2 separate regions of the Homo sapiens genome follow, and region 2 is linked to region 1. A link is a contact called in ENCODE Hi-C or POLR2A ChIA-PET data. All regions are on one chromosome and are shown on one strand. The core of a region is the stretch at or near the end of the contact, and the rest is flanking DNA. Distances in the headings are between cores, read along the strand shown.

Region 1 (5,962 bases), core at 428-2,927:
CTTTTCTTTCTTTTTTTTTTTTGAGACAGTCTTGCTCTGTCCCCCAGGCTGGAGTACAGTGGCGAGATCTTGGCTCACTGCAAGCTCCACCTCCTGGGTTCAGGCCATTCTCCCGCCTCAGCCTCCCAAGTAGCTGGGACTACAGGCGCCCACCACCACGCCTGGCTAATTTTGTTTTTGTATTTTTAGTAGAAACAGGGTTTCACCGTGTTAGCCAGGATGGTCTCGATCTCCTGACCTCGTGATCCGCCGGCCTCGGCCTCCAAAAGTGCTAGGATTACAGGCGTGAGCCACCGCGCCCGACCGTGAACTCTGAACAGGAGCAAACGTTATCCCCTTCAGTGTGCATTGGCAAAGCAAGGCCACTGCTTCTACTTACAACTTTGTACTTCTTCATGATAGGAAGGATTGTACAGCCCCAGGCTATTTTTTATCATAAATGCAACCTCCCAAAAGTCCATTATTACTAGAGAATAAGGAGTAAATTGAAAGGGAAAAAATTAAAGGAATTACCACAATTGAAAACAGAATAGCATCTGCAGGAGCTGCTTTCATTCAGCGGTTTTCCTACAGAACCTGTATCAACCGCCCAGAGGAAGGTCCATGAGAGTAACAGCTAAAGCTACTCAGCTGAAAATCTCACCCAGTTAAGTTTTCCTTCCAACACAACACTACATACTTAGTATGTTTTTCTCAACATACTAAGCCAAGCAATTCTTACTAAGAAGGAGATACTCTGAAAATCTCGAAGGAGGGGGGAAAAAAAACCTTCCAGGCTGAATTAAGTGTGCTTTTCTGGGCTGTATTAACACCTTTATCTCAGTTATTTAGACTTTGTAACAATCTGACTCAGCTTTGTACCCCCAGGACCAAGCAAAGTGCCACGTATATATTAGATGCATAGTACAGATTCTGAAAAAAGATAAGAGCAGTCCAACAGTTCAGTGGCAGAAGAAAAGGCCCCAACGCAGCATGCTATTTAACTTTCTAATAACAACAATTATTACGACTCCCATTTAAGCTCTTGCGAGGCGCCAGCCACCGCAGGCAGCGCTTCTGATCTACTGTCAATTACTCCTCCACCGACCCTATGGCAGTACCATTAATTCCATTTTTCAGGAATCTGAGGTTCACCCAGCTGAAGTACTGGAAGCAAAGTGTCAGCTGTTTAAAAAGCAGTATCGCTGGGACTTTAACCAGGATTGATGCCCAAGTCTGCTTTCGACCACGCCGTTGGCTAACAAGAGAGGTAGGATGGGATGCCTGGAGGAGCTAAGGGGAGAGCACGAGGATGCAGAGAGAGGAATCAGACATCCCTGCTGTCCTCGCGGTCCAGGAGCACTGGGCAGCTTCACTGACCGGAGACCGCGCCTGTCCAGGAAAGTGGACAGCGCCCAGGGAAGAGAGTGGGCTTCTCTCTGAAGTTGCTCTCTGAAGTTGCCCTGGTTGATTGGCAGATGCCTTGAGCCAACGCCCGCAGAAAAAGCACCCGCAGGCACCCCAGGCAAGACTCGCTGGGTCCAAACGCAGAGGGTCTTGCCGGCCGGCAGAGCCTCGGGGCGCGACCCTCCCCTTGCTGAAGGCACCAGCTTCCACGCCGCACCCGCACCTGGCAGCGCCGCGGCGCCGGCACTCTCACCTGGAGCTGTCCTGCCGGGCCGCTGTCTCGAGTCGCAGTGCCAGCTCTCAGGGGCCGGGGTGCGGATAGGGGACCTGCAGGGGGCCTGGTCTGCCTTGTCGGGAGGGCGGATGCCCACCACCCTCGGACTATTTGTTCAGCCAATCAGAGCAGCCAGCCACCGGGAAGTGCCTCGGAGACTCCGCCCCAGACCAGCGCTGCCGCTTGCCAGCCCCCCAGTTGACCCCATAGAGCATGCGCCGTAGGCGTTTCTAAGAGATGGAGCCCGTCCTCCGCCTCGCAGGCTGGCAGGTCCACAGCTCTACCAGCGCGTCGCCTACGCATGCTCTCTTAGCAAAGGCTGTTTTAGGCGGCCTTCTGCTCCGCCCCCGAAGCTCCTGCAGGGCTGGCACCTTCTGCGCCTGACAGAGAGCATGTGGGCTCTATAAATGAAAGTGAATCATGGGCTCCATTTAAAGCGCTTATCATTGTGCCTGATGCAAAGCAATCTTGCTGCTTTAAATTTTTTATTATTATTAAAGATTTGTTAAAAGAGGAAACAATATTCAATATGTACATATTATTTATTAATCATTTTCTAAAACAAAGATTTTATTGAGCACCTACTAAATGCCAGGCATTAGTAAGACAGTGGAGGTATAGAAACCAACCAAACAAGGTTCCTGTTCTCTTGTATATATTCTGATGGGAAGAGACACATCATGAATAACTATATAATACATGAGGTGGTGATAAGTGCTATAAATAACAACAAAAACAAACAAACAACAACAACAACAAACAACAAGGGGCTGGGCACAGTGGCTCACGCCTGTAATCCCAGCAGTTTGGGAAGCTGAGGAGGGCGGATCACCTGAGGACAGGAGTTCAGGACCAGCCTGGCCAACTTGGTGAAACCCCATCTCTACTAAAAATACAAAATTAGCGGGTGTGGTGGTGTGTGCCTCTAATCCCAGCTCCTTGGGAGGCTGAGGCAGGAAAATGGCTTGAACCAGGTAGGTGGAGGTTGCAGTGAGCGGAGATCATGCCACTGCACTCCAGCATGGACAACAGAGTGAGACTCCATCCCCCAAAAAAAAAAAAAAACAGGGATAAGGAGGATGATATGTATATGGTAATCAGGAAAGGACTCTTATGAAGTGACACCTGAGCACAGGCAAGGAGGTAGTTAACAGCCTTAGATACTGGAGAAAGCACATTCTGGGTGAAAATAGCAGGTACAAAGGCCCTGTGGTAGGAATATTCCTGGTGGGTCCTAGCCAGAGTGGTGAGGTCTTTGAGGCTAAAACAGAATGTACATAGTAGAAAGTAATAGAACATGAAGTCCTAGAAGTCTGGTGCCTTGGGAGCCACTTGTCAAGATCTTACCGTGTCTTCTGAGTAAGATGAGAAGCCAGTGTAATATTTTCAATAGAAGGGCAGCATAATCTAGTTTAGAAAGATCATTCTGAACTACAGAAGCAGGGAGACTAATTAGAAGGTGTATTAGTCTGTTCTCATGCTGCTAATAAAGACATACCCAAGACTGGGTAATTTATGAAGGAAAAAGGTTTAACTGACTCACAGTTTCACAGGACTGGGGAGGCCTCACAATCATGGCAGAAGGCAAAAGGCTTGTCTTACATGGCGGCACATGTGAGAGAAAGAACCAAGTAAAAGGATTTTCCTCTTATAAAACCATCAGACCTTGTGAGACTTATTTACCACCACAAGAACAGTATGGGCTAGACTGCCCCCATGATTCAGTTATCTCCCACCGGGTCCCTCCCACAACATGTGGGAATTACAGGAGCTATAATTCAAGATGAGATTTGGGTGGGGACACAGCCAAACCATATCATTCTGCCCTTGGCCACTCCCAAATCTCATGTCCTCACATTTCAAAACCAATCATGCCTTCCCAGTAGTCCCCCAAAGTCTTAACTCATTTCAGCATTAACTCAAAAGTCCATAGTCCAAAGTCTCACCTGAGACAAGGCAAGTCCCTTCCACCTATTAGCTGGTAAAATCAAAAGCAAGTTAGTTGCTTCTTAGATACAATGGGGGTACAGGCATTGGATAAATACACCTGTTTCAAATGGGAGAAACTGGCCAAAATGAAGGAGCTAAAAGCCGCATGCAAGTCCAGATCCATCAAGGCAGTCATTTCTTAAAGCTCCAAAATGATCTCCTTTGACTCCATGTCTCACATCCAGGTCACACTGATGCAGGAGGTGGGTTCCCATGGTCTTGGGCAGCTCTGCCCCTGTGGCTTTGCAGGGGGACCCTTCCTCCTGGCTCCTTTCACAGGCTGGTGTTGAGTGTCTGTAGCTTTCCCAGGTGCACAGTGCAAGCTATCGGTGGATCTACCATTCTGGGGTCTGGAGGACAGTGGCTCTCTTCTCACAGCTGCACTAGGCAGTGCCCCATTGGGGACTCTGTGTGAGGCCTCCAATCCCACATTTCCCTTCTGCACTGACCTAGCCCAGGCTCTCCTTGAGGGCCCCACCCCTGCAGCAAACTTCTGCCTGGACATTCAGGCTTTTCCACACATCCTCTGAAATACAGGTGGAGGTTCCCAAACCTCAATTCTTGACTTCTGTGCACCCACAGGCTCAACACCACATGGAAACTGCCAAGGCTTAGGGACTGTACCCTGTGAAGCCATGGCCTGAGCTGTACTTTAACCCCTTTTTGCCATGGCTAGAGTGACTGGGACACAGGCTGGGACACAAGTCCCTAGGCTGCACACAGCAGGGAGGACCTGAGCCAGCCCACAAAAGTATTTTTTCCTCCTAGGCCTCTGGGCCTGTGATGGGAGGGGCTGCCTCAAAGGTCTCTGACATGCCCTGTCAGACATTTTCCCCATTGTCTTGGTAATTAACATTTGGCTCCTCATTACTTATGCAAATTTCTGCAGCCAGCTTGAATTTCTGCTCAGAAAATGGGTTTTTCTTTTCTATCGTATTGTCAGACTGCAAATTTTCTGAACTTTTATGTTTTGTTTCCCTTTTAAAACTGAATTCTTTTAACAGCACCCAAGTCACCATTTCAATGTTTTACTGCTTAGAAATTTCTTCCCCCAGATACCCTAAAGCATCTCCCTCAAGTTCAAAGTTTCACAAATCTCTAGGGCAGGGACAAAATGCCCCCAGTATCTTTGCTAAAACATAGCAAGAGTCACCTTTACTACAGTTCACAACAAGTTTCTCATCTCCATCTGAGACCACCTCAGCCTGGATTTCATTGTCCATATCATTATCAGCATTTTGGTCAAAGCCATTCAACAGTTCTCTAAGAAGTTCCAAACTTTCCCACGTCTTCCTGACTTCTTCTGAGCCCTCCAAACTGTTCCAACCTCTGCCTGTTACCCAGTTCCAAAGCCACTTCCACATTTTTGGGTATCTTTACAATAGCACCCCATTCTACTGGTACCAATTTACTGTGTCAGTTCTTATGCTGCTAATAAAGACATACCCAAAACTAGGTAATTTGTAAAGGAAAGAGGTTTAATTGACTCACAGTTCCACGTGGCTAGGGAGGCCTCACAATCATGGCAGAAGGCAAAAGGCACGTCTTACATGGCAGCAGACATGAGAGGATATGAGAACCAAGTGAAAGGGGTTTCCCCTTATAAACCCATCAGATCTCATGAGACCTAGTCACTACCACAAGAAAGGTATGGGGAAAACTGCCCCCCATGATTTAATTATCTCCCACTGGGTCCCTCCCACAACATGTGGGCATTATGGGAACTACAATTCAAGATAATGATTTGGGTGGGGACACAGCCAAACCATATCAGAAGGCTACCACAATAGTCCAAGTGAGAGTTAATAATGACTTGGACCAGGATGGTGATAGCAGTGAAAGTGGAGAAAAATAGGCAGCTCTAGGTATGTTTATAAAGTTGAACCAATAGGACTTGCTGGTGGATTGAATACAGGTATGAGAGGGACAGTAGCATCAAGGATGGCACTAATGGAGTTGCCATGAATTTGAATGGACAAACTACCAGGAAGAACAACTTGAGAGGGAAATTAGGAGTTTGTTCTAGATGTGTTGGTTTTGAGATGCCTTTTAGAGACCTGTGTCAACTCAGGCCATGTCAGGAAATAGAAGCCACTCTAGGCATTGCAAACAGAGGACATGGTTACACAGGTAATGACATTGCTGAGAAGACAAACAGGGTTTGGGTGGCACCACAGAAATTATTAGCAACAGTGGAAAGAGCTGGGGCATTATTGGATGAAGGAAGTGTCATACCATAGACCAGAAGTTGAGCAACAGTCTCTGTCAGAGACACTACTCATGGCCAAGAAAGAGAGGAGCTAGAAATAGCTG
Region 2 (5,972 bases), core at 2,493-4,992, 420 kb before region 1:
AACCACAAAAACGAAAAAAAAGTCATAACCCAATACATTAAAATTTAAATGTTTTAAAATTGTAATATATTGCTTTGCAGGTGAGATTTTTTGGTCTCAGTTATGCCTAGCTTTAAGTCTAGATCAAGAATTAGCCCATGAGGAACCTCCTACATTTTCCTAAGTTTTCTTGGCACACACTTATGTCCATCAAATGGATGAATAAATAAATGAAATACTACAAATTCAACTCAGTAAGGAAACTATGTATAGTGCTTACAGGTAGGTGGGCCTGTCGGAAAAGCATTCATTTTCTTTACTAAAGATAAAATACCTTTATCTTTATCTTTACTAAAGACAAAATACCTTTATCTTTATCTTTACTAAAGACAAAATACCTTTATCTTTATCTTTACTAAAGATAAAATATCTTTATCTTTAGTAAAGACAAAATGTCTTTATCTTTATCTTTACTAAAGATAAAATGTCTTTATCTTTATCTTTACTAAAGATAAAATAGAAAACAAGCATATGGGGAGGAGTTTAGGGCAGTACTAGTGATGAAATAAGACCTACATAGCACCCTGTATTCAAGGAGCTCAACAGAGCAGAAAAGACAGTTTTTTAGGCAAATAATATACAAATTATATGGTTAACTACACTTGATTAGATGCTGTTTATAAAAAGCATTATACAGAGCTTCACAAGGCACCATGGGAGTTTAATAGCAAGACTTCAGGTAGCATGATCTTGTCCTCTTTCCCTCCTCTGCTCCAGCCTTTCTCGACTTCTGTTCTTCAAAGTTTGGTTGAACCAAACCATGTTTGGTACCTTCCATCTGGGCTTCTGCCCTGAATACTCTCTCTGCATAAAACACACCACCTGCCTTTCTTCTGAATAACACCTAGCTCACCCTTCATGTCATAATTTAATTTTCATTTTATCCAAGAAGTCTTTTCTTACTCCCAACATTCAGTATCTCTCCCTCACAGCAACTGACATACTGTAATTCTTTTCTTAATTATGTACAATCATGTATTTAGGGCTAGCATGAATCAGGAGAGGTTTGAGGCAGTGCTGAGAAGGAAGGCACTGAAGTTCAGGCCGTAAACCCCATTTTATTTACTGCTATTTCTCCAGCATTCAACACAGCACTCAGCACATGGGAGGCAAACACTGAATATTTTTAGACTAATCTTCAGATGATGTCTTTTAAAAAGCATTTAGAGTAATACCTGGCATATGGATGGTGCTTAGTGTATGAAAGTTATCATTATTGCAATTGTCATTCTTTAATAATCAAGTCAAATCCCTGCTGTGTGCCAGTCACAGGTACCAGAGAATAAAATATGTTATCTTATCCATGTAAAATGTATCTGTCAAGTGGGGAAATAGGACAGAGACACACATACACAGAGTAAATGACAAGAAAAAAATTTTTTGGTATGGGTAGGTACATAAGCACCTGTGGAAACTGGGACGTATCAAGGGGAAAGTCAAGTGGGTGTATTTGCTAATAAACTGAGGTTCTAACATAGCCAAATATCACAATAAGTGAACTATGTTATACTCTTAAACCTAAAGGCCTACTCATGAAAGAAACATCCTAACAGAAAATTAACTCAGCAGCAATTAAAGGCAAACTTCTGTACCTTAAAAATGAAATGAACATGATACATGGGCTTTAAGTTTCACTAGAAATGCACAATTTCACAAATCACCTATTCTGTTATCCTGAAGTCTTCCCTTTACTAAGCTTTCCAACAGTTGGGCACTTCAGTGTCTCAGCATACTGTGTGGCTGATGCAGAAAGGACTGGGGCAGTTGAAACACTTGTCTCATGTCAGAAAAACAGGATGTAATTGTGGCTCTGTTACTACCTCCCCCGGTGACTGTGGACAATTCACTTCCCTACTGTATCTCAGTGTCCTCAGTCATTAAATGAAGGAGTAAGGCAGAAGTTCCCTTGGGTTTTCATATTCGATTATTTCTGGGACTCTAGTCTCAACCAACAAATCTTCCACATCACTGCTGGAGTCCAGGGTTATGTCAACACAATAGTGCTTAAATAAAACCTTCAGTGACTTGCCATTGTCCTAGCAGCAATGCCCAGTCATTTGGAGTTCAAAAATAAGTAAAACAAAACTAAATGCAACAAGACAGTGTTAAGTCACCAACTCTTAATTTTTCAATTAAATGTATTTAAAACAATACTATTATTTCATAAAAGATATTTTAACAAATACAAAGATAAATGAAGGGTATTTTAACAAAATATGTAAGAATATAATCACCAGGGGGAAAGCAGTTCTTTATATTGGGTAGATTTAGTTAGCTTTATAGAAAAATTCATTTTATTGTCCTTTTAAAAGATTTTACCATAAACTAGTGAAAATTTAATAATGGAGTGATTAGCAGTGAGCACTACTCATCAAGCATTTGGAAATTGGTGGTCTACCATGAATAGCTTGGAAACAAGTGGCTTTAGAGCTCTTTTTCTCTTTTCTCAAATATTTAAATAACTTAACAACATTTAAAAAACTAGAATATTTCATGTATTAATCTGGCTTTCCAGCTTCTCTTTAAAAATGGAAAGTTTTGGCTGGGCGCGATGGCTTACGCCTGTAATCCTAGCACTTTGGGAGGCCGAGGTGGGTGGATCACCTGAGGTCAGGAGTTCGAGATCAGCCTGGCCAACATGGAGAAACCCCATCCCTATTAAAAATACAAAAATAAAAAAATTAGCAGGGCATGGTGTCTGGTGCCTATAATCCCAGCTACTCTGGAGGCTGAGACAGGAGAATCGCTTGATTCGGCAGTGAGCCGAAATCGCGCCACTTCATTCCAGCCTGGGCGACACAGCGAAACTCTGCCTCAAAAAAAGAAAAAAAAAGAAAGAAAAAAAAGAGAAAGTTTTGCTAACACTGGGCCCATATTCCTGTAGGATACCAAATAACTGGTGCTTAGTGGCAGTGACTCCAATTCTCCACAGTCCCCACCACTCGCCATCACATTACACTGGTTCTCTTCACTCATCTATGTTACCTGCCTGGTAACATAGACCTCCAGGAGCTCTCTGCTTAGGCTTCTCAAAGTCTTTACTAAGAGCTAACTAAAAAGAAGAAGAGGAAAAGATGGGGAGTTGTTCTGCAAGAGTCACTCAGTGCTTTTGAGGGCTTTCTCAACCCCATTTGAGCAATATTATGTAAAATACTAACCCTATCTTTAGTCTTTCTTAGGCTTCCTAGATCCAAGACACAGAGTTACCAGGAAGCTAAGTGTCTTCCTTCTCGGCTGAGATGCACAAGTACAGTCATACTTCACTTCACAACAGGGATACGTTCTGAGAAATGTGTTGTTAGGTGATTTTGTCATTGTGGGAACATCACAGAGTTTACTTACACAAACCTAGATGGTAGAGCCTATTACTAATATGGTATAGCCTGTGGCTTCTAGGCTAAAAACCTATACAGCATGTTACTGTACAGAATACTATAGGCAGTTGTAACACAATTGTAAGTATTTGTGCATCTAAACATAGGTGAACATATAAAAATATACAGTAAAAATATAGCGTAAAAGATAAAATGGTACACCTGTATAGGGCAGCTCCATTATAATCTTATAGGAACACTGCTGTATATGCTGTTCATTGCTGATCGTGACATCATGTGGTGCATGACTATAATTTAATGTGAGAGTCGCACTAACGCTGAAGACTCCATGCTGTTATGAACTTGCGGTTTCCACTAGGGGGCAGCGCAGCGTAAGAAAAGCACTGACAGCGGGCAGAAGGGAAGTCCAATAGAAAGTGCTGGTTCACAAGCCAGGTATGAAAAAGAGAAGAGGTTGTCCATTTGGGTTGCTGGAAAAGCTATCATAAACCCCTTTTAACCCCTTAAGCTCTGTAATTTGGGGGCACCCTGGGTGTAGAAGAAACACACTTGGGAAATTATTATAATAACTCTATCCCCTAATAGTCTCAGAACCCTTCTGTCCATCCTCACTGCTAAAGTACTGCTTCAGATCTTCATCATTCTCACCAAGACTATTGCACACAATTCTTTCAATCTCACGTGTTCCATATGCCGTTTTTACAACTTCATCTCCTACCACTGTCTTATCCACACCCTTGATCTAAATAAAGGTATGTGTGTTATTAACAGCCATCTCCCCAGCTAGACTGTAAGCTATATAAGGGCACTGTGACTACATGAGGCTACATTTTGTCTGTACTGATTCATCATTGTACCCCCATAACATAGTGCCTGGCACATGGTAGGCATTCAATATGTACTTAGTGAGTAAATAAGAGAAGGAAGAAATTATAAGATGAGCTAACAGTTATTGAGTAGCTCAGTTATTCTATATTAATCCTCACAACAACCCTCTAAAGTAGTATTAATATACCTGTTTTGCACAGATGAAACTAAGGGAAATTGTTTTCCTTGCCCAAAGTGACATAGTTCACAACTGGCATGGCCAAGAGTCAAATCAAGGGGAATGACTGCAGAATGCGTACATTCTATCTCCAATCACTTTAGTCTTAAAAATCAGCCTTCAAAATGTCTTCTGGCTACAAGACTTCGCATTTGATATTTGTGTCCAAAATTAAGCTACAGTCTGTATTCGGGATATTGATCTGTCCACTTGTGGCACTGACTTGCTGGTTATACTGGTTATACATCCAGACTCCTTCTCCAACCTGACCTAGAATCAGCAATATCCACCAAGAGATAAGAAGTGTCATCAGAGAGTCTGCAGAAGAAACAGAAAAACGTTAAGACTCAAAGGCAAAGAAGTGAAAGTTTCAAGAAGGAAGACAAAGATCATTGAATGTGATCATTAGCAGCCATGCAGAGGCCAATTTTCATACAGTGATGGGGCTGAAGGAAGAATACAGAGGCCTGAGCACATTGTCTATGAAGAATTAGAGGATGCAATTGGAGAGGAATTGTAGTCAGTTTGGCAGTGAAAAAGCTGTTAGGGAAAGCTAGAGACTTCAAAGAGGGGGGTAGCAGTGTCCAGCCAACGTTCCACACGTTTGTAGGCAAAGTGGTGTCATCAAGTGGTTACAAATCCAGGCTCTGGAAACAAACTCTCTGGGTTCCAATCTCAACTCTGCGACTTAACAGCTATGTTATTTGGACAAGTTACCTAGACTCTTCATGCTAAGTTTCCTTCTGCTTTTGATAATCATGCCTTCTTTATAAGTTTCAGAAAGAATTAAATGTAACTGTGCAGATGAAGCACTTAGCTCAGATCTGAGTCACAGTAAACCCTCAATTAATGTTAGCTACTCTTATAATTATTAAAGCATAAGGAGCCAATGAAGATGGACAGGAGTGGTTATGAGAGGGTAGATAATTGATCAAAGAGAGTGAAGAGATGATAGGATAGAGAGCATTAAGATGGAAACATTAGTCTCCTACATAGAAGGAAAATTCTGGCTCTAAGGCCAAAGCAAGGGAGAAAAGAGAGCTACATGGATGGAAAGAAGTTTAGACTGACTGAAATTTTTGCCAGAAAGTCAGAGGTTTGATCTTCATTCATTATACTACTATATATTTGTCATAAATAAATAGATACATCTAGATAACTAATATGGTTTGGCTGTGTCTCCACCCAAATCTCATCTTGAATTGTAGCTCCTATAATTCCCACATGTCATGGGAGGGACCCAGTGGGAAGTAATTGAATCATAGGGGTGGGTCTTTCCCATGCTGTTCTCATGATAGTGAATAAGTCTCACTAGATCTGATAGTTTTATACAGGGGAGTTCCCCTACACAAGCTCTCTTTTGCCAGCTGCCATGATTGACTTTGCTCCTCATTTGCCTTTTGCCAGATTGTGAGGCCTTCTCAGCCATGAGGAATTGTGAGTCAATTAAACTTCTTCCTTTATAAATTACCCAGTCTTGGGTATATCTTTATTAGCAGCATGAGAACAGACTAATCCAATAACTAAATAAATAGCATTGACATTTAAAAAGA

The links. Hi-C counts contacts between places; a loop is a spot of excess contacts on that map. ChIA-PET counts read pairs that join two places held with the same protein, here RNA polymerase II (POLR2A). Pooled maps may share reads with other maps.
Region 2: a pooled map shows a loop between it and region 1 (4-fold over the local background). The contact joins the enhancer-like site here to the promoter of LIPA in region 1. A Hi-C loop is called at or near these places in 6 of 50 pooled maps. POLR2A ChIA-PET finds 5 or more read pairs at or near these places in 2 of 52 experiments (OCI-LY7 and naive thymus-derived CD4-positive, alpha-beta T cell).

The regions. Positions count from the first base shown.
Region 1 is chr10:89,250,098-89,256,059 of GRCh38, forward strand. LIPA (lipase A, lysosomal acid type) reads right to left here and starts at 1,678. Exons shown (of 10, transcript NM_000235.4): 1 at 1,640-1,678. RefSeq lists an enhancer at 1,705-1,764.
Region 2 is chr10:88,832,074-88,838,045 of GRCh38, forward strand. All of the region lies in intron 1 of ANKRD22 (ankyrin repeat domain 22), which reads right to left. Among named protein-coding and RNA genes, the nearest start is that of ANKRD22, 17 kb to the right of the region's middle. RefSeq lists an enhancer at 3,877-4,026. Within about 2 kb of position 3,743, at least 3 of the 41 ENCODE cell types and tissues checked have a DNase peak (open chromatin) inside an H3K27ac peak, as active enhancers do.